2 separate regions of the Homo sapiens genome follow, and region 1 is linked to region 2. Evidence: read pairs that join two places in POLR2A ChIA-PET (ENCODE). Cell type or tissue: K562. All regions are shown on one strand. Each heading gives the region's core, and the rest is flanking DNA. Links, peaks and the distances in the headings are about the cores only.

The links. ChIA-PET counts read pairs that join two places held together with the same protein. Peaks named below come from ENCODE experiments on the same cell type or tissue, not always from the same donor. Only the 100,000 strongest peaks of a DNase experiment are listed, where the experiment ranks them.
Region 1: POLR2A ChIA-PET joins it to region 2 with 7 read pairs; 6 of 35 experiments call an interaction of 5 or more read pairs at or near these places.

What each region holds. Positions count from the first base shown.
Region 1 is chr12:53,519,689-53,529,934 of GRCh38, reverse strand. It overlaps ATF7-NPFF (ATF7-NPFF readthrough), which reads left to right. Exons shown (of 15, transcript NR_159377.1): 10 at 5,174-5,371; 11 at 6,551-6,659. ATF7 (activating transcription factor 7) reads left to right here. Exons shown (of 12, transcript NM_006856.3): 10 at 5,174-5,371; 11 at 6,551-6,659. Among named protein-coding and RNA genes, the nearest start is that of ATF7-AS1, 11 kb to the right of the region's middle. In K562, for the core only: no CTCF peak of the experiment used is centred there; no DNase peak of the experiment used is centred there.
Region 2 is chr12:53,360,101-53,370,346 of GRCh38, reverse strand. No RefSeq gene overlaps it. Among named protein-coding and RNA genes, the nearest start is that of SP1, 15 kb to the left of the region's middle. In K562, for the core only: no CTCF peak of the experiment used is centred there; DNase peaks (open chromatin) are centred at 4,236 and 4,936; H3K4me3 peaks cover 319 bases.

The sequences.
Region 1 (10,246 bases), core at 2,294-7,293, 160 kb before region 2:
CCATCTCTACTAAAAAAAATACAAAGATTAGCCAGGCGTGGTGGCGCACGCCTGTAATCCCAGCTATTCAAGAGGCCGAGGCAGAAGAATTGCTTGAGCCTGGGAGGTGGAGGCTGCAGTGAGCCGAGATCGTGCCACTGCACTCCAGCCTGGGCTACAGAGCGAGACTCCATCTCAAAAAAAAAAAAACATATATATATGTGTGTGTGTGTGTGTGTGTGTGTATGTGTATATATATATGTATTTATATATATGTGTGTATATATATATGTGTGTGTGTATATATATATATATTATAAATAATAGTAGAGGGCCGGGTGCGGTAGCTCACAGCTGTAGTCCCAGCACTTTGGGAGGCCAAGGCAGGTCAAGAGTTCGAGACCAGCCTGACCAATATGGTGAAACCCGTCTCTACTAAAAATACAAAAAAAATTAGCCAGGCGTGGTGGCTCACGCCTGTAATCCCAGCACTTTGGGAGGCCGAGGTGGGCGGATCACAAGGTCAGGAGTTCGAGACCAGACTGACCAACATGGTGAAACCCCATCTCTACTAAAAAAAATACAAAAATTAGCCAGGCGTGGTGGCGCACGCCTGTAATCCCAGCTACTCAGGAGGCCGAGGCATGAGAATCGCTTGAACCCGGGAGGCGGAGGTTGCGGTGAGCCGAGATCGCACCATTGCACTCCAGCCTGGGCAACAAGAGTGAAACTCCGTCTTAAATAAATAACTAAATAAATAATATTAGAGACAGGGTCTCACTATGTTGCCCAGGCTGGTCATGAGTTACTGTACCTGAAGCCAGTCCTGAACATGGTAAAGCATGTCCAGCTTCCTCTTTTTATATATATATAATTTTAAAAGAGATGGAGACTCGCCATGTTGCCCAGGCTAGTCTCATACTCCTGGACTCAAGCAGTCCTCCCGCCTCAGCCTCCCAAAGTGCTGCGATTATAGGCCCTAGCCACCATGCCCAGCCCCAGCTTCCTTTTTAATCAACACTGATTCCTTTCCTTGTCGTTCTTCCCGTTTCTCTTGGCCTAGTCTTTCACCTCCATTCCCTGCATGACTTACTGAAATGCCTATGACAGAATAGGAACCTTTCCTTTCCCCTATTCTCCTAAAGAACTAATTTTTTCTTTTCTTTTGTTTTCTTTTCTTTTCTTTTTTTTTTAAGATGGAGTCTCGCTCTGTCACCCAGGCTAGAGTGCAGTGGCACGATCTCGGCTCACTGCAACCTCCGCCTCCCTGGTTCAAGCGATTTTCCTGCCTCAGCCTCCTGAGTAGCTGGGATTACAGGCAACCACTATCATGCCCAGCTAATTTTTGTATTTTCAGTAGAGACGGGGTTTCACCATGTTGGCCAGGCTGGTCTCGAACTCCTGACCTCAGGTGATCCACTCGCCTCAGCCTCCCAAAGTGCTGGGATTACAGGCGTGAGCCACCACACCCAGCCAATTTTTTGTATTTTAGTAGAGACGGGGTTTCACCGTGTTGCCCAGGCTGGTCTCAAACTCCTGAGGTCCGGCAATCCACCCGCCTTGGCCTCCCAAAGTGCTGGGATTACAGGCATGAACTACTGCACCTGGCCATAAAGGACTAATCTTTACATGTGCTCCAGTCAGCTAAAGATAAAGAGGAAGCCGAAATTCTCAGGAGAATTACTGTAAATTTCTTATACAATGAGAAACAGTGAACCAAGGCCTCTAGTTCATTAAATTGAGTTGGAAATTTCTTCTCCATTTTTTTATTTTGGGAGAGATAATATTAGTCTGAATTTTAAAAAATTATTTCTTGGCCGGGCAGGGTGGCTCACATCTGTAATCCCAGCACTTTGGGAGGCTGAGGCGGGTGGATCCCAAGGTTAGGAGATCAAGACCATCCTGGCTAACACGGTGAAACCCTGTCTCTACTAAAAATATAAAAAATTAGCCAGGCATGGTGGCAGGCGCCTGTAGTCCCAGCTACTCAGGAGACTGAGGCAGGAGAATTGCTTGAACCTGGGAGGTGGAGGTTACAGTGAGCCAAGATTGCACCACTGCACTCCAGCCTGGGTGACACAGCAAGACTCCATCTCAAAAAAAAATCATTTCTTAATTATCTATATTAATGGAGAATATAATTCAGTAGGGCCTAGAGTAGAGTACAAGATTCTTTTTTTTTTGTCAGAGTCTCACTCTGTCACTCTGGCTGGAGTGCAGTGGTGTGATCTTGGCTCACTGCAACCTCCATCCTGGTCTAAGCCATGCCTCCACCTCCCAAGTAGCCAGGATTACAGGTGTGCACCACCACGCCCAGCTGATTTTTATATTTTTAGTAGAGGTGGGATTTCACCATGTTGGCCAGGCTAGTCTTGAACTCATGGCCTCAAGTGACCACCTGCCTCGGCCTCCCAAAGTGTTGGGATTACAGGCATGAACCACCATGCCCAGCATCTTTTTTTTATTTGTTTTTGAGTCAGGTTCTTGCTCTGTTGCCCAGGCTGGAGTGCAATGGGACAGTCATGGCTCACTTGCAGCCTCAACCTTCTGGGCTCAAATGATCCTCCCACTAGAGCCTCCTAAGAAGCTGGAATGACAGGAATGCATCACCATGCCCAGCTAATTTTATTTATTTGTAGAAACGGATCTCACTATGTTGCCCAGACTGGTCTCTAACTCCTGGGCTCCAGTGATCCTCCCAACCTCGGCCTCCCAAAGTGCTGGGATTACAGGCATAAGCCACTGCGCCTGGCCTCACATGTAACTTTTTAATTTTTTTATTTTATTTTATTTTTTTGAGACAGGGTCTCGCTCTGTTGCCCAGGCTGGAGTGCAGTGGCGCAATCTCGGCTCACTGCAACCTCCACCTCCCAGGTTCAACCGATTCTCCTGCCTCAGCCTCCCGAGTAGCTGGAATTACAGGCATGCGCCACCATGCCCAGCTAATTTTTGTATTTTTAGTAGAGACGGGGTTTCACCATGTTGGCCAGGCTGGTCTTGAACTTCTGACCTCAGGTGATCCACCCGCCTTGGCCTCCCAAAGTGCTGGGATTACAGGCGTGAGCCACGGCGCCCGGCCCAACTTTTTTATTTTTTACTTTTTTAGAGACCGAGTGTTGCTCTGTCGCCCAGGCTGGAGTAGAGTGGTGCAATCTCAGCTCACTGCAACCTCCCCCTGCCAGGTTCAAGCAATTCTTCTATCTCAGCCTCCCAAGTAGCTGGGATTACAGGCGCCTGCCACCACACCTGGCTAATTTTTGTATTTTTAGTAGAGACGGGGTTTTGCCATGTTGGCCAGGCTGGTCTCGAACTCCTGACCTCAGGTGATCCACCTGCCTCGGCCTCCCAAAGTATTGGGATTACCAGAAGCCATCCTAATATTACCAGAAGCCATCCCAAAGTATTAGGATGACCAGAAGCCATCCTAATAACATAGAGTTGTTTTAACACACATTTTGTATGTTATATGTATTATCTACTGTATTCCTACAATAAAGGATGCTAGAGAAAAGAAAATATTAAGAAAATCATAAGGAAGAGACAATATATTTACTATTCATTAAAATAGAAGTGGAGTATCATAAAAGTCTTCATCCTCCTCATCATCTTCGCATTGAGGAGGAGGAGGAGGAGGAGGAGGGCTTGGTCTTGCTGTCTCAGGGGTAGCAGAAGCAGAAGAGGTGGAGAAGTTGGAAGGGGGGCCGGAGAAGCAGGTACACTTGGTATAACTTTTTTTTTTTTTTTTTTGAGACCGAGTTTCACTCTTGTTATCCAGGCTGGAGTGCAGTGGCTCAATCTCAGCTCACTGCACCCTCTACCTCAGGTTCAAGCAATTCTCCTGCCTCAGCCTCCCAAGTAGCTGGGATTACAGGCATGCGCCACCATGCCTGGCTAACTTTATATTTTTAGTAGAGATGGGGTTTCTCCATGTTGGTCAGGCTGATATCAAACTCCCGATCTCAAGTGATCCGCCTGCCTCAGCCTCCCAAAGTGCTGGGATTACAGGCATGAGCCACCATGCCCAGCTGGTCGGTATAACTTATTTTTTTAAATCTGCATGTAAGTGGACCTTTGCAGCTCAAGCCTGTGTTCAAGGCTGAACTTTTTTCTACAGATGGTTGACCTTTCTACATTTTAAGAAATTTTTGGCTTCTATTATAAAATTGGTCTTTCTTCTCCAAGTGCATCCCAACTAACAGAAAGGGATGATCCAAAAATGCTTTAGTGACAAGGAACTTCAGCTTGAACTTTAAAAACAAGACAGTCCTATATCACCAATTTGTAAAGGGATTAAACATTTTTTGTTTATAAACAAAAGGGGGTTCTTCAGTATGATTAATAACTGATTATAAATAAAAATAATACACTTATCTATATCTCCCCATAATAACTCATATGTCACTGTCAGTGAAATGGATAAGAACATTTGTCTCCATTTCTGAAACCTGTAATAGTATGTAATTGTTTGTACATATCACTTGTCCAAATCAGTGATTCTCAAACTTTTTTATTTCACAGTCTCCCTAAAAGTTCCCCTAAAATCCTCCCCCAATTCTGATTTCCCTGCCTATAAGATTCCCTTTTTGTTTTGTTTTGTTTTGTGAGACGGAGTTTCGCTCTTGTTGCCCAGGCTGGAGTGCAATGGCATGATCTCAGCTCACTGCAACCTCCGCCTCCTGGACTCAAGCAATTCTCCTGCCTCAGCCTCCCAAGTAGCTGGGATTACAGGCATACGCCACCATACCCGGCTAATTTTGTATTTTTAGTAGAGATGAGGTTTCACCATGTTAGCCAGGCTGGTCTTGAATTCCTGACCTCAGGTGATCTGCCCGCCTCGGCCTCCCAAAGTGCTGGGATTACAGGCGCGAGCCACTGTGCCGGTCAAGATTCCGTATTGTTAAGAAACAAAAAGTAACCGTGGTTTCATTTGTCTGTCTGTCTTATAAATAATCAGAGTTTCCAAATGAACTGTAGTTTGTCTAAGTATGAGACTGAGAAGACTGGAAGGAAATAGGAGGCAAAATTGAGGACTCCTACAAAAGGGAAGCTTGGGGACATAGTAATGAGACTTGCTGTGGTTACCAGAGGCTGGTATATCCTTTTACCAGATCTTACTACTCTACCTAACATCAGGTGTGATTTGGAAAGGATTAATGTTCCCATCAAGTAACCTCTCTTCCTTCCTGGGCACCAGGTCTCACCAGCTCAGCCCACCCCTAGTACTGGGGGGCGACGGCGGCGCACAGTAGATGAAGATCCAGATGAGCGACGGCAGCGCTTTCTGGAGCGCAACCGGGCTGCAGCCTCCCGCTGCCGCCAAAAGCGAAAGCTGTGGGTGTCCTCCCTAGAGAAGAAGGCCGAAGAACTCACTTCTCAGAACATTCAGCTGAGTGTGAGTGGGTCCTGGATGCTTATTGGAATTGTTGAAAATCCAGAAAGTGGGATGGAATCAGAAAAAAGTGGTACAATTTGATAGAAGATGGTAATTCTCTAATTAGGACAGATCTAGTTGTCCCATGAAGAATCTCTTAACGGTCAGAGTTGAAATCTCTTTCATAGGTATTGGTGAAGACACTCACCATCTACCCCCAAATCTCCTATTAGAGTCATCCTTAAACGCATTTGGATGAAGGAATTAGATTAAGCACCCCAGGGTGCTCTTTTAAATCATCTGTAGAATCTGACTGGGGTCATGAAAACCAAAAGGGAAATGTGTTTGCCCTAGATAATGCAGCTTAATAAAAGAGAGAAAGAAAAAAGTGCTACAAGCACAAATAGAATAATTATAATCTATAATCCATACCTTCTCTTGAATGTTATTTTTCCTTCTGATTATTAAAATATTAAATTTAAAAAGCAATATATAAATACATTTCTATTATAAAATATACACACAAATGTACAGAATAGAAACAAAGTCCCTCTTTAATCTGCCTTTTCTAGTCCCGTTCTCTTTCCTGTAGATACATTCAGTATGTACCTTCCAGACAGATTCATATTCCTAAATATTTTTTATTTATAGTTCTTGTGTAGGGCTGGAGGGGTTGTGTGCTTGTTTTAACATAAGCAGGTTAACAGTGTTTCCTGGAGATCTAGCCATGGATATGGGAGATCTACCTCATTCTTTTTAATAGCTGTATAGTAGTATATTCTGTAGTGTAGTGATGTTATAAGGTATGGATATTGATACTGCTCTAATTTTTTGCTAGAACAATGTTGCAATGAACATTGCATGCACCTGAGTAAACAGTTCTGTTATGTAGATTCCTAGAAGTAGGCTTTCTTAGTCAAAGAGCATGTGTATTACTAATTTCAGTAGAATCATATTTATCTTAAACAGGAGTAATGTTTCTATTATAAATCCTGACTTTTCACTGTAAGCAACTCCTGTCATTGAATTCATGACTATACTGGCCCTGGGCTCTGTGAAGCCTTGCTGGATCAGGAGTCTTGTCCCAATTCAGGGGAGAAAATCGAGGCAATATTCTGTCCTTCCTTTGGGAACAGCCACTGAGGGTGCAAGAGTAGAGGATGAATTTTCTTGATACTCTTTTCTTCCCTCCCTCCTCAGAATGAAGTCACATTACTACGCAATGAGGTGGCCCAGTTGAAACAGCTACTGTTAGCTCATAAAGACTGCCCAGTCACTGCACTACAGAAAAAGACTCAAGGCTATTTAGGTGAGTGGCACACAACCTAAGCTAAGTCAGTCAGTCAGTAAACTGCATGTACTGAGTGTCTCAACTGCTTATAATTTTATAACTCCATTCTGAATGTTCTGGGGACCCCACGCTGATGAGTGAGTGGCCCTTGTGGAGCAACCAGACCTAGAAAAAAAATGTTTTTGTAGACGATATAGAGCTAATTATCTGTTATAGTTGGGGGTTGAAGGGTAGCAATATTTACCGGGTGCATATTTTGTGTTAGGCATGCTACAGTCTTCCCAAGTCTCTCATGAAATGGATATTATCTACATTTATATGTGAGAAAACTGCACTCTGCACTCAGATTAGGTCATTTAGCCAAAGTTACCAAGCTGGGAAAGTGGTGAAGCCAAGATTTACATCTATGTTTTGTTTTGTTTTGTTTGAGACGGAGTCTTGCTCTGTCGCCCAGGCTGGAGTGCAGTGGCACGATCTTGGCCCACTTCAAGCTCTGCCTCCCAGGTTCACGCCATTCTCCTGCCTCAGCCTCCCGAGTAGCTGGTACTACAGGCGCCCACCACCATGCCCAGCTAATGTTTTGTGTTTTCAGTAAAGACGGGGTTTCACCAAGTTAGCCAGGATGGTCTCAATCTCCTGACCTCGTGATCCACCCTCCTCAGCCTCCCAAAGTGCTGGGATTACAGGTGTGAGCCACCGCGCCCGGCACATCTATGTTGTTTTTTTTTTGTTTTTGAGACAGAGTCTTGCTGTGTCACCCAGACTGGAGTGCAATGGCACGATCTCGGCTTACTGCCACCTCTGCCTCCCAGGTTCAAACAATTCTCCTGTCTCAGCCTCCGGAGTAGCTGGGACTACAAGCACCAGCCACCATGCCTGGCTAATTTTTGTGTTTTTAGTGGAAACAGGGTTTCATCATATTGGTCAGGCTGGTCTCAAACTCTTGACCTCAGGTGATCCACCTGCCTCAGCCTCCCAAAGTGCTGGGATTACAGGCATGAGCTACCGCGCCCAGCACATCTAGGTATTTCTTATTCCAAAGATACTGTCTTGGCCTAGAAAACACATAAACCACAGATGATACATTGGGATATAGGGTACATTTTATCTAATGATAGGCTGACGTTGGTTTCAGTTTGTAATCTATGAGTGCACATAAAATACTGCTAGAAGGCAATGGCCACAGAGTTGTGCTCAGGACATGTGCAATTCTGAAGTTAAAATTACTGTGAATAATTTGCCTATGGTCAATAAAAGCTAATAAATGCTAGTTTTCTTTTTACAAATTAAATTCATAGAACTATTGCTCTCAAACTTTGATATATTGTATTATTTTTCCACTGTATTATTTCAGAGATGTGTTCCCATAGAAAAGGAGTAACTATATCACCAATTTTAAACATCTCTACTTAAATTTTAATTTTAATATGTACTTCAGGGTGCATTCATTCATTAAGCAGATATTGATGGAATGTCTATTCTGTGCCAGTCACTGTTTTTCATGCTGGGGATATAATAGGGAACCAAATAAATTAGATTAAATCCCTGCCCTTGAGGAGCTTATATTTTAGTGGGTGAGACAGACAATAAACAAGATAAATAGGTAAAATATATGACATGTTAGATAACAGTAAATGTTAGAAGAAAAATAAAACAGGGAAGGGTAATATGAAATGTTAGCAGCAGGATAGAAATTTTAGATTAGGTGGCTTTTGAATAAAGACCTGAAGGAAGTGAGGGAGCTATATGCATTTATATGGAAGAAAAGTACTATAGGGAGGAGGATCAGCAACTGCAAAGATGCAAAGTCGCAAGGTACCTGGTACATCTAGGAACATCAAGGAGGCTCAGCTGGAGTTGGGGGTGGAGAGTAGTTGGAGACAAGTAGGGGACGTAATAGCAGCATTTTATGTAGGGTCTCATCAGTCATGGTGAGGATCTCAGCTTTTACTCCACACTGGGGGCCATTAGAGGGTTTTCAGCAGAAAAGTGATATAATTGATCTGACTAGGCTGGGCGCATGCCTGTAATCCCAGCACTTTGGGAGGCCAAGGCAGGCGTATCACCTGAGGTCGAGAGTTCGAGACCAGCCTGGCTAACATGGTGAAACTGCTTCTACTAAAAATACAAAAAATTAGCTGGGCGTGGTGGCATGCGCCTGTAATCCCAGCTACTTGGGAGCCTGAGGCAGGAGAATCACTTGAACCTGGGAAGCGGAGGTTGCAGTGAGCTGAGATGGTGCCATTGCGCTCCAGCCTGGGCAACAAGAGGGAAATTCCGTCTCAAAAAAAAAAAAAAAATTGATCTGACTTACATTTGAACAGGACATCAGGGGTACAAGGGCAGAAGCAGGCAGTCCACTTAGGGGCTGTTACGGTAATACAAGCAAGGGATGACGGTAGTGAAAGTGACGAGAGCAGGCTGAATCCAGGATATGTTTTGAAGTTAAAGTGATGAGAGCAGATGGGATGGTATATATGAGAAAAAGAATAAAAAATTACACCAAAGTTTCTGGCTTAAGCAACCACAAGAATGAAGTTGTCATTAATTGAGATAGGGTAAAGTGTAGGGGAAATGGTTTGGGAGGTATATCAGGAACTCAGTTTTGGACAAACTGAGTTTAAGGAGCCTATTAGGCTTACAGGTGGAGATGTCAAGCAGTCAGTTGGTTATATGGATTTGTAATTCAGAGGAAAGGCTGAAGATAAAACTCTGGGAGTCGGCAGCATATAGCTAGTTTTGGTTTTGTTTGGTTTGGGATTTTTTGGAGGCAGGGTCCACCTCTGTCTCCCAGGCTCTCAAGTGATCCTCCCCACTCAGCCTGAGTAACTGGGACCACAGGCGTGCACCACCATGCCCAGCTAATTTTTTTTTGTTATTTTAGAGATGATGTTTTGCCATATTGGCCAGGCTGGTCTCAGACTCCAGGACTTAAGGGATCTGCCCGCCTTGGCCTCCCAAAGTGCTGGAATTACATGTGTGAGTCACCACACCTGGCCATAGTTAGTTTTTAAAGCATTGAAACCAGATGAAGTTCCCAAGGGAGACAGCAGAGCTAGAAAAAGAGAAGTCCCAGGAATGAACCATGGGGTACTCCAACATTTACAGTTCATAGAAATGAGAAAGAACCCACAAGAGACTGAGAAGAAACAACCAGGAAGTGAGGAGGAAAACCAGCTACAGAGCCAAATGTGGTATTCTGTAAATCAAAATAAAAAAGTGTTTCAAGAAGTTCAGTGATTTTAAATCCTGTTGCTCGGTGGCTCACGCCTGTAATCCCAGCACTTTGGGAGGCTGAGGCGGGCGGATCACGAGGTCAGGAGATCGAGACCATCCTGGCTAACACGGTGAAACCCCATCTCTACTAAAAATAAAAAAAATCAGCCAGGCATGGTGGCGTGCATCTGTAGTCCCACCTAGTTGGGAAGCTGAGGCAGGAGAATCGCTTGAACCCAGGAGGCAGAGATTGCAGTGAGCCAAAATAGTGCCACTGCACTCCAGCCTGGGTGATAGAGCAAGACTCTGTCTAAAAAAATACCAAAAAAACAAATCCTGTTGATGGGCTAAAGAGGATAAGGACTGTTTATCAGTATATAATCTATATA
Region 2 (10,246 bases), core at 2,496-7,495:
TGAGGCAGGAGAATCGCTTGAGTCCAGAAGGCGGAGTTTGCGGTAAGCCGAGATCTCGCCATTGCACTCCAGCCTGGGCAACAAGAGTGAAACTCCGTCTCAAAATAATAATAATAATAATAATAATAATAATAATAATAATAATAATTGCTAAGTTCAGATGATGGGTGTTCTAGGTTCATTTTCTTCTCTTCTGATTTAAATGATTATTATTATTATTTTATTTATTTATTTTTTTGAGATGGAGTCTGGCTCTGTCGCCCAGGCTGGAGTCCAGTGGCGCGATCTCGGCTCACTGCAAGCTCCGCCTCCCGGATTCACGCCATTCTCCTGCCTCAGCCTCCCAGTAGCTGGGACTACAGGCGCCTGCCACCAGGCGCGGCTAATTTTTTTGTATTTTTAGTAGAGACGGGGTTTCACCATGTTAGCCAGGATGGTCTTGATCTCCTGACCTCGTGATCCGCCTGCCTCGGGCTCCCAAAGTGCTGGGATTACAGGCGTGAGCCACTGTGCCCGGCCTAAATGATTATTATTATAATTTTTTTTTGAGACGGAGTCTCCCTCTGTTGCCATGCTAGAGACGGTGTTTCACCATGTTGGCCAGGATGGTCTCCATCTCTTGACCTCATGATCTGCCCGCCTCAGCCTCCCAAAGTGCTGGGATTACAGGCGTGGGCCACCGCGCCCGGCCTTAAATGATTTATTTATTTTTTTTTTAGACGGAGTTTCCCCGTCTCTACTAAAAACACGAAACATTAGCCGGGTGTGGTGGTGCACACCTGTAGTCCCAGCTATTCAGGAGGCTGAGGCAGGGGAATCTCTTGAACCCAGGAGGTGTAGGCTGCATGAGCTGAGATCACGCCACTGAACTCAAGCCTGGCGACAGAGTGAAACTCCGTCTTAAAAAAAAAAAAAGCCAAGTGTCTTCCTCTGTGACATTGCACTAATACACACACAGTTGTGGTCTTCTAGAATGCCCTTCTGCCACAGGTCAAGAACTCACCGGCCGGGTGCGGTGGCTCACACTTGTAATCCCAGCACTTTGGGAGGCCAAGGCGGGCAGATCACGAGGTCAGGAGATCAAGACCATCCTGGCTAACACGGTGAAACCCCATCTCTACTAAAAATACAAAAAAAAATTAGCCGGGCGTGGTCCCAGCTACTTGGCAGGCTGAGGCAGGATAATGGCCTGAACCCGGGAGGCGGAGCTTGCAATGAGCCGAGATCGCGCCACTGCACTCCAGTCTGGGCGACAGAGCCAGACTCTGTCTCAAAAACAAACAAACAAACAAACAAACAAAAAACGAAGCAAAACAAAACCAAAAAAACTCACCTTTTTTTTTTTTTGAGATGGAGTTTCACTCTTGTTGCCCAGGCTGGAGTGCAATGGCGCAACCTTGGGTTAACTGCATCCTCTGCTTCCCGGGTTCAAGTGATTCTTCTGCCTCAGCCTCCCGAGTAGCTGGGATTACAGGCATGTGCCACCACACCTGACTAATTTTGTATTTTTAGTAGAGACGGGTTTCTTCATGTTGGTCAGGCTGGTCTCACACTCCTGACCTCGAGATCCACCCGCCTCGGCCTCCCAAAGTGCTGGGATTACAAGCGTGAGCCACTGCGCCCAGCCAGCCCTAAATGATTTTTTAACAGTACAAATGGTTAAATTTTTCAATTTTTTTTTTTTCTGAGACAGGATCTCACTTTGTCACTCAGGCTGGAGTGCAGTTGCATGATCATAGCTCACTGCAGCCTCCAACTTCTGGGCTCAAGTGATCCTCACACCTCAGTCTCCTAACTAGCTGAGACTACAGGCACTCGCCCCTGCACTCAGCTAATTTTTCTTTTTCTTTTTTTGAGATGGAGTCTCACTCTGTCACCCAGGCTGGAGTGGGGTGGCGTGATCTCAGCTCACTGCAAGCTCCACCTCCCGGGTTCACGCCATTCTCCTGCCTCAGCCTCCTGAGCAGCTGGGACCACAGGCACCCACCACCATGCCCGGCTAATTTTTTGTATTTTTAATAGAGGTGGGGTTTCACTGTGTTAGCCAGGATGGTCTTGATCTCCTGACTTCGTGATCTGCCCACCTCGGCCTCCCAAAGTGCTGGGATTCCAGGCTTGAGCCGCTGCGCCCGGCTGCACTCGGCTAATTTTTCTAAGTTTTGTAGAGATGAGGTCTGACTCTGTTGCCCTGCGGCTGGTCTTCAACTCCTGGCCTCGATATCCTCCTGCCTTGGCCTCCCAAAGTACTAAAGTTAGAGGCGTGAACTGCCATGCCTGGCCCCAACTGTATTAGTTTTATTTAACTTCAATTTTTTTTTTTTTTGAGACGGAGTCTCGCTCTGTCACCCAGGCTGGAGTGCAGTGGCACATTCTTGGCTCACTGCCACCTCCCCCTCCTGGGTTCAAGCAATTCTCTGTCTCATCCTCCCTAGTAGCTGGGATTACAGGCACCCACCACCACACCTGGCTAATTTTTGTATTTTTAGTAGAAATGGGGTTTCACCATCTTGGCCAGGCTGGGCTTGAACTCCTGACCTCGTGATCCACCTGCCTCAGCCTCCCAAAGTGCTGGGATTACAGGCGTGAGCCACTGCGCCTGGCCCCTAGTTTTATTTTTTATTATTTATTTATTATTTACTTTTTAAATTTTTTATTTTATTTTATTTATTTTTTTTTTTTTGAGACAGAGTTTCGTTCTTGTTGCCCAGGCTGGAGTGCAATGACGCGATCTCGGCTCACCGCAACCTCGGCCTCCCAGGTTCAAGCAATTCTCCTGCCTCAGCCTCCCGAGTAGCTGGGATTACAGGCATGCACCACCACGCCCGGCTAATTTTGTATTTTTACTAGAGATGGGGGTTTCTCCATGTTGAGGCTGGTCTCGAACTCCTGACCTCAGGTGATCCGCCCACCTCAGCCTCCCAAAGTGCTGGGATTACAGGCGTGAGCCACTGCGCCTGGCCTTAATTTTTATTTTTTGAGGCAGAGTTTCACTCTGTCACCCAGGCTGGAGTGCAGTGGCACCATCTCGGTTCACTGCAACCTCTACCTCACAGGTTCAAGGCATTCTCCTACCTCAGCTTCCTGAGTAGCTGGAACTACAGGTGCGTACCACCATGCTGGGTGAATTTTTGTATTTTTTTGTAGAGATAGGGTTTCACCATGTTGACCAGGCTTGTCTCAAACTCCTGACCTCAGGTAATCCGCCCACCTCAGCCTCCCAAAGTACTGGGATTACAGGTATGAGCTATTGCACCCAGCCATTTTCAATTTTTTTTTTCTTTTTTTGGAGATGAGTCTTGCTCTGTCGCCCAGGCTGGAGTGCAGTGGCACGATCTCAGCTCACTGCAACCTCCATCTCCTGGGTTCAAGCAATTCTCGTGCCTCAGCCTCCCTAGTAGCTGGGACTACATGTGCATGCCACCACGCCCGGCTAATTTTTTGTATTTTAGTAGAGATAGGGTTTCACTGTGTTGCCCAGGCTGGTTTTGAACTCCTGAGCGCAGGCAATCTGCCAGCCTCGGCCTCCCAGAGTGCTAGGATTACAGGCGTCGGCTACCGCGCCCAACCCATTTAAAAAAATTTTTAAGACAGTCTCGTTCTGTCACCCAGGCCAGAGTGCAGTGTCATGATCATAGCTCACTACAGCCATGCACTCCTGGGCTCAAGCCATCTTTCTGCCTCAGCCTCCCAAAGTGCTGGGATTACAGGTCTGAGCCACCACGCCTAGCCAAATTTTTTTTTTTTTTTGAGACGGAATCTCTCTCTTTAGCCCAGGCTGGAGTGCAGTGGCGTGATCTCGGCTCACTGCAAGCTCCGCCTCCCGGGTTCACGCCATTCTCCTGCCTCAGCCTCCGGAGTAGCTGGGACTACAGGCGCCCGCCGTCGCGCCCGGCTAATTTTTTGTATTTTTTGTAGAGACCGGGTTTCAACGTGTTAGCCAGGATGGTCTGGATCTCCTGACCTCGTGATCCACCTGCTTCGGCCTCCCAAAGTGCTGGGATTACAAGCGTGAGCCACCGTGCCCGGCCCAGAATTTTTAAATTAAATAATAATAATCGTAACAGTACAAATCCCCACTGGCTCCTTTCTCCTTTCACATCACAAGCCTCAGGCCCATGGCCTCCTTTCCTTTTTGCTGGAGTTCAGCACTTTCTCAGCTGCTTTTTTCTCTTTTCCCCTTGCCAAATGAGCCTGTGGCACAGGGCCAAGGACATGTCACCTTTTGCCATATATCTCAAGGCTTAGTGGTTTAGAGAAGGGAAGTAGAAGTCCGAGCTTCTCCCACACAGTGCCTTTTTAGAATCAGTTTCTGGCCTGGGCGCGGTGGCTCACGCCTGTAATCCCAGCACTTTGGGAGGCCAAGGCAGGTGAATCATCTGAGGTCAGGAGTTTGAAACCAGCCTGACCAACATGGTGACACCCCGCCTCTACTAAAAACACAAAAAGTTAGCTGGGCATGGTGTCAGGCACCTGTAATCCCAGCTACACAGGAGGCTGAGGCAGGAGAATCACTTGAACCCGGGAGGCAGAGGTTGCGGTGAGCCGAGATTGTGCCATTGCACTCCAGCCTGGGCAACAATGGTGAAACTACATCTCAAAAAAAAAAAAAAAAAAAAAAAATAGGATGGTTTCTGGGCAGTAGTAGTAGAATTTGGGTGAGACCTTCTCCCTCATACTGAAGACATCCATGTCCCAGCTAATCAGCATCTATCACACTGTGTGGCTAGTCCAGAGAAGGAAAGGACTCAGAGAAAATTGAGCAATCCTCCATGGGTCAGACTTTTGACTAAGGCTGAGGAGGGAGGGAGTAGCCTGGAGAACTTCCTATCTTCCAACTCGTGTGATTATTTACACCCCCACCATTCTCTGCTCTTCTTACTCCCACCCCAGACTAAGGCCACTCTTTACTGATGTTCTTTCATCAGTGTTGAACATGCTGTGTGCAAGACAGTGTGCTAGACACTGGGAAAGATGAGGGGGATGAGATATGGCCCTGACTCATGGCCTGCTAGAGGAAGCAGATGCATACACAGGTTATTATAATATACTGTCCTACTTGCAATGAAGGACATACATACACAAGTTATCCCTTTTTCAGGGAACTTCTGTCTAGTTTACTCCCCAACAAACTTCTACTCTCTCCCTCTCAAACTTTCATCATCCCCTGTCACAGGGGATATGGAATGAGATTTGATATGTAATTAGTCATCAAATCTCATCAATTTAAAATAAAACAAAATAATAAAATAAAAGAAGGCTGGGCGTGGTGGCTCATGCCTGTAATTCCAGCACTTTGAGAGGCCAAGGCAGGCAGATCACTTGAGCCAAGGGGTTAGAGACTAGCCTGGGCAACATGGTGAAACCTTGTCCATAATAAAAATACAAAAATTAGCAAGGCGTGGTGGCATGTGCCCGTAGTTCCAGCTACTCAGGAGGCTGAGGCAGGAGAATCGCTGAACGGGGAGGTGGAGGTTGCAGTGAGCTGAGATGGCGCCCCTGCACTCCAGCCTGGGCAACAGTGAGTGAGACTTTGTCTAAAAAAGAAAAAGGAGGCCAGGCGCAGTGGCTCATGCCTGTAATCCCAGCACTTTGGGAGGCCGAGGCAGGCGGATCACAAGGTCAGATCGAGACCATCCTGGCTAATGCAGTGAAACCCTGTCTCTACTAAAAATACAAAAAATTTAGCCGGCGGCCGGGCGCGGTGGCTCACGCCTGTAATCCCAGCAATTTGGGAGGCCGAGGCGGGTGGATCATGAGGTCAGGAGTTCAAGACTAGCCTGACCAATATGGTAAAACCCCATCTCTACTAAAAATACAAAAATGAGCCGGATGCAGTGGCAGTTGCCCGTAATCTCAGCTACTCAGGAGACTGAGGCAGGAGAATTGCTTGAACCTGGGCAGCAGAGGTTGCAGTCAGCTGAGATCACGCCACTGCACTCAAGCCTGGGTGACAGACTGAGACTCTGTCTTAAAAAAAAAAAAAAAAATTAGCTGGGTGTGGTGGCAGGCACCTGTAGTCCCAGCTATTCGGGAGGCTGAGGCAGGAGAATGGCAGGAACCCGGGAGGCAGAGCTTGCAGTGAGCCAAGATCGTGCCACTGCACTCCAGCCTGGGTGACAGAGTGAGACTCCGTCTCAAAAAAAAAAAAAAGAGAAAAGAAAAAAAAGTTCCATCCATTTTATTCCACGAATATCTTTCAGACCCAACTCTTCCACTCTCTCCGTACCTCTAGTCACTGCTTTAGTTATCCACAAGCCCCAACCCCCTCATTGCTTACTTGCATTGCTACTATACATGCATTTAACAGATTCCTTGTCTCCCGGTTGATCTTCATCAAAATAGGCACCATATTGTGGCCTCAGGGACTCTTACTGAACACCTGAACATAGACTTCATCATATGGTATACATGAAATCAAGATCGGGTGCAGTGGCTGACACCTGTAATCCCAACACTTTGTGAGACCAGGGCGGGCAGATCACTTGAGGTCAGGAGTTCGAGACCAGCCCAGTCAACATGGTGAAACCCTGTCTCTGCTAAAAATACAAAAATTAGCCGGGCGTGGTGGCGGGTGCCTGTAATCCCAGCTACTGGGGAGGCTGAGGCAGGAGAATCCCTTGAACCCAGGGGGCGGTGGTTGCAGTGAGGTGAGATTGTGCCACTGCACTCCACCCTGGGGGATAGAGCTAGACTCTGTCTTCAAAACAAAACAAACAAACAAACAAACAAATAAAATCTTTTGGCTGGGTGCCGTGGCTCACGCCTGTAATCCCAGCACTTTGGGAGGCTGAGGCAGGCAGATCACAAGGTCAAGAGTTTGAGACCAGCCTAGCCAATATGGTGAAACCCCGTCTCTACTAAAAATACAAAAATTAGCCAGGCGTGGTGGCAGGAACCTGTAGTCCCAGCTACTCAGGAGGCCGAGGCAGGAGAATTGCTTGAACCTGGGAGGCGGAGGTTGCAGTGAGCTGAGATTGCACCACTGCGCTCCAGCCTGGGCAACAGAGCAAGACTCTGGTCTCAAAAATAAATAAATAAAAATAAAAGTCTTTCCAGGCCCTACCTGTCACCTAGAGGTGTGAGAAGAATTCTTAGTCATGCCCACTCAACTACTTATCAGTCACAAAATAGGCCAAGTGCCAGCCGGGTGCGGTGGCTCACGCCTGTAATCCTAGCACTTTGAGAGGCCAAGGCGGGTGGATCATGAAGTCAGGAGGTCGAGACCATCCTGGCCAACATGGTGAAACCCTGTCTCTACTAAATATACAAAAAATTAGCCGGGCATGGTGGTACACACCTGTAGTCCCAGCTACTCGGGAGGCTGAGGCAGGGGAATTGCTTGAACCCGAAAGGCAGAGGTTGCAGTGAGCTGAGATAGCACCACTGCACTCGAGCCTGGCAACAGAGTGAGACTCCATCTCTTAAAAAAAAAAAAAAAAGACCAAGTACCTTCCTCTGTGACATTGCACTGATACACACACAGGTTGCCCTTCTGGAGTGCCCTTCTCCTGTAGGTCAAGAACTCACCTTTTTTTTTTCTTTTTTTTTTTTTCTTTGAGGTGGAGTTTCGCTCTGTAGCCCAGGCTGGAGTGCAGTGGCGCGATCTCAGCTCACTGCAAGCTCCACCTCCTGGGTTCGTGCCATTCTCCTGCCTCAGCCTCCCGAGTAGCTGGGACTACAGGCACCTGCCACCATACCCGGCTAATTTTTTTGTATTTTTAGTAGAGACGGGGTTTCATCGGTTAGCCAGGATATTCTCGATCTTCTGACCTCGTGATCCACCCACCTCAGCCTCCCAAAGTGCTGGGATTACAGGCGTAAGCCACTGCACCCGGCTGATAAATTTTGTATTTTTAGTAGAGACGGGGTTTCTCCATGTTGGTCAGGCTAGTCTCGAACTCCCGACCTCAGGTGATCTGCCCACCTCAGCCTCCCAAAGTGCTGGGAAGAACTCACCTTTCAAGTCTTAGATTAAGCTTCAGCTCTGGAGTCCTTTCCAAAAACATCCCTTTTCTTTTTGAATTGGCCACACTACTCCAGGAGCCCCCATTGCAACCTCTACTGTCTTTAAGCATGCAGCTGTTAACACTTTGTTGCACTTACTAGTCTGTACCTTTATACACACAGTGGAGGCTTGACAAGGTGGCTTATGCCTGTAATCCCAGCACTTTGAGAGGCCGAGGTGGGTGGATCACCTGAGGTCAGGAGTTCGAGACCAGCCTGGCCAACATAGCGAAACCCCATCTCCATTAAAAATACAAAAATTAGCTGGGAGTGGTGGTGGGTACCTGTAATCCCAGCTACTTGGGAGGCTGAGGCAAGAGAATCGATTGAACATGGGAGGTGGAGGTTTCAGTGAGCTGAGATCGTGCCACTGCACTCCAACCTGGCGACAGAGTGAGACTCCGTCTCAAAAAAATAAAAAAATAAAAAACACACAGTGGAGTGAAGTGAATCTGGGTGGTGGAGCCACAGGTCAAGGTTCACATCCAAGCTTATTTATTTATTTATTTATTTATTTATTTATTTATTTATTTTGAGATGGAGTCTCGCTCTGTCGCCAGGCTGGAGTGCAGTGATGTGATCTCGGCTCACTGCAATCTCCGCCTCCTGGGTTCAAGTGATTCTCCTGCTTCAACCTCCTGAGTAGCTGGGACTATAGGCGTGTGCCACCATGCCCAGCTAATTTTTGTGTTTTTAGTAGAGACGGGGTTTCACCACATTGGCCAGGATGGTCTCAATCTCTTGACCTTGTGATCCGCCCGCCTTGGCCTCCCAAAGTGCTGGGATTACAGGCATGAGCCACCACACCCAGCCTATTTATTTATTTTTTTAAGACAATGTCTAGCTCTGTTGCCCAGGCTGGAGTGCAGTGGCATGATCTCGCCTCACTGCAACCTCCCCGTCCCGGGTTCAAGTGATTCTTCTGCCTCAGACTCCCGAGTAGCTGGGACTACAGGCGCTCACCACCACACCTGGCTAATTTTTGTATTTTTAGTAGAGACGGGGTTTTACCATATTGGCCAGGCTGGTCTCAAACTCCTGACCTTGTGATCTGCCTGGACGGCCTCCCAAAGTGCTGGGATTATAGGCATGAGCCCCCGTGCCCAACAAATTCTTTTCTTTTTTTTTTTCTTTTTGAAACAGAGTCTTGCTCTGTCACCAGGTTGGAATGTAGTGGCATGATCTTGGCTCACTGCAATCTCCACCTCCCGGGTTCAAGCAATTCTCCTGCCTCAGCCTCCCAAGTAGCTGGGATTACAGGCGTGCACCACCATGCCCAGCTAATTTTTGTATTTTTAGGAGAGACGGGGTTTCACCATGTTGGCCAGGATGATCTTGATCTCTTGACCTCATGATCCGCCCGCCTCGACCTCCCAAAGTGCTGGGATTACAGGCGTGAATTTCAGTTATTTCTGTGACAGGGTCTCACTCTGTCGCCCAGGCTGGAGTGCAGTGGCTCAATCATCGGTATTTTTTGTAGAGAAGAGGTTTTGCCATGTTACCAGGCTGGTCTTGAACTCCTGGGCTCAATCATTCCACCTGCCTTGGCCTTCCAAAGTGCTATGCTTACAAACATGAGCCACTGAGCCCGGCCATATTTTTATTTTTATTAAAAAGAAATTTTTTTTTTTAACTGGGCATGGTGCTGCACACCTGAAGTCCCAAGCCACTCCAGAGGCTGATGTGGGAGGGTCGCTTGAATTTGGGAGACAGAGGTTGCAGTGAGCCCAGATTGTACCACTGTACTTTAGCATGGGCGACAGGGCTTTTGTCTTAAAACAGAAACAAAACAAAAAATAAATAAAAACAAAAACAAACAAAAATAAATAATTTGTTTGTTTTTGTTTTTGAGATACGGTCTCACTGTCACCCAGCCTGGAGTGCAGTCACGGGATCTCAGCTCATTGCAGCCTCCACCTCCTGGGCTCAAGCAATCCTCTTGCCTCAGCCTCCCAAGTAGCTGGGACCATGGGTGCCTGTCACCATACCAGGCTAATTTTTTTTTTTTTGTAGAGAAAAGGTCCCACTATGTTTTCCAGGCTGGTTTTGAACTCCTGGGCTGAAGGGATCCTCCTGCCTTGGCCTCCCAACGTGCTGGGATTATAGGCATAAGCCACCTTGCCCAACCTTAAAATAAATTTTTGAGACAGGGTCTTAGGTGTCATCCAGGCTGGAATGCAGTGGTACAGTCATGGTTCACTGCAGCCTCCACCTCCTGGGCTCAAGTGATCTTTCTCTCTCA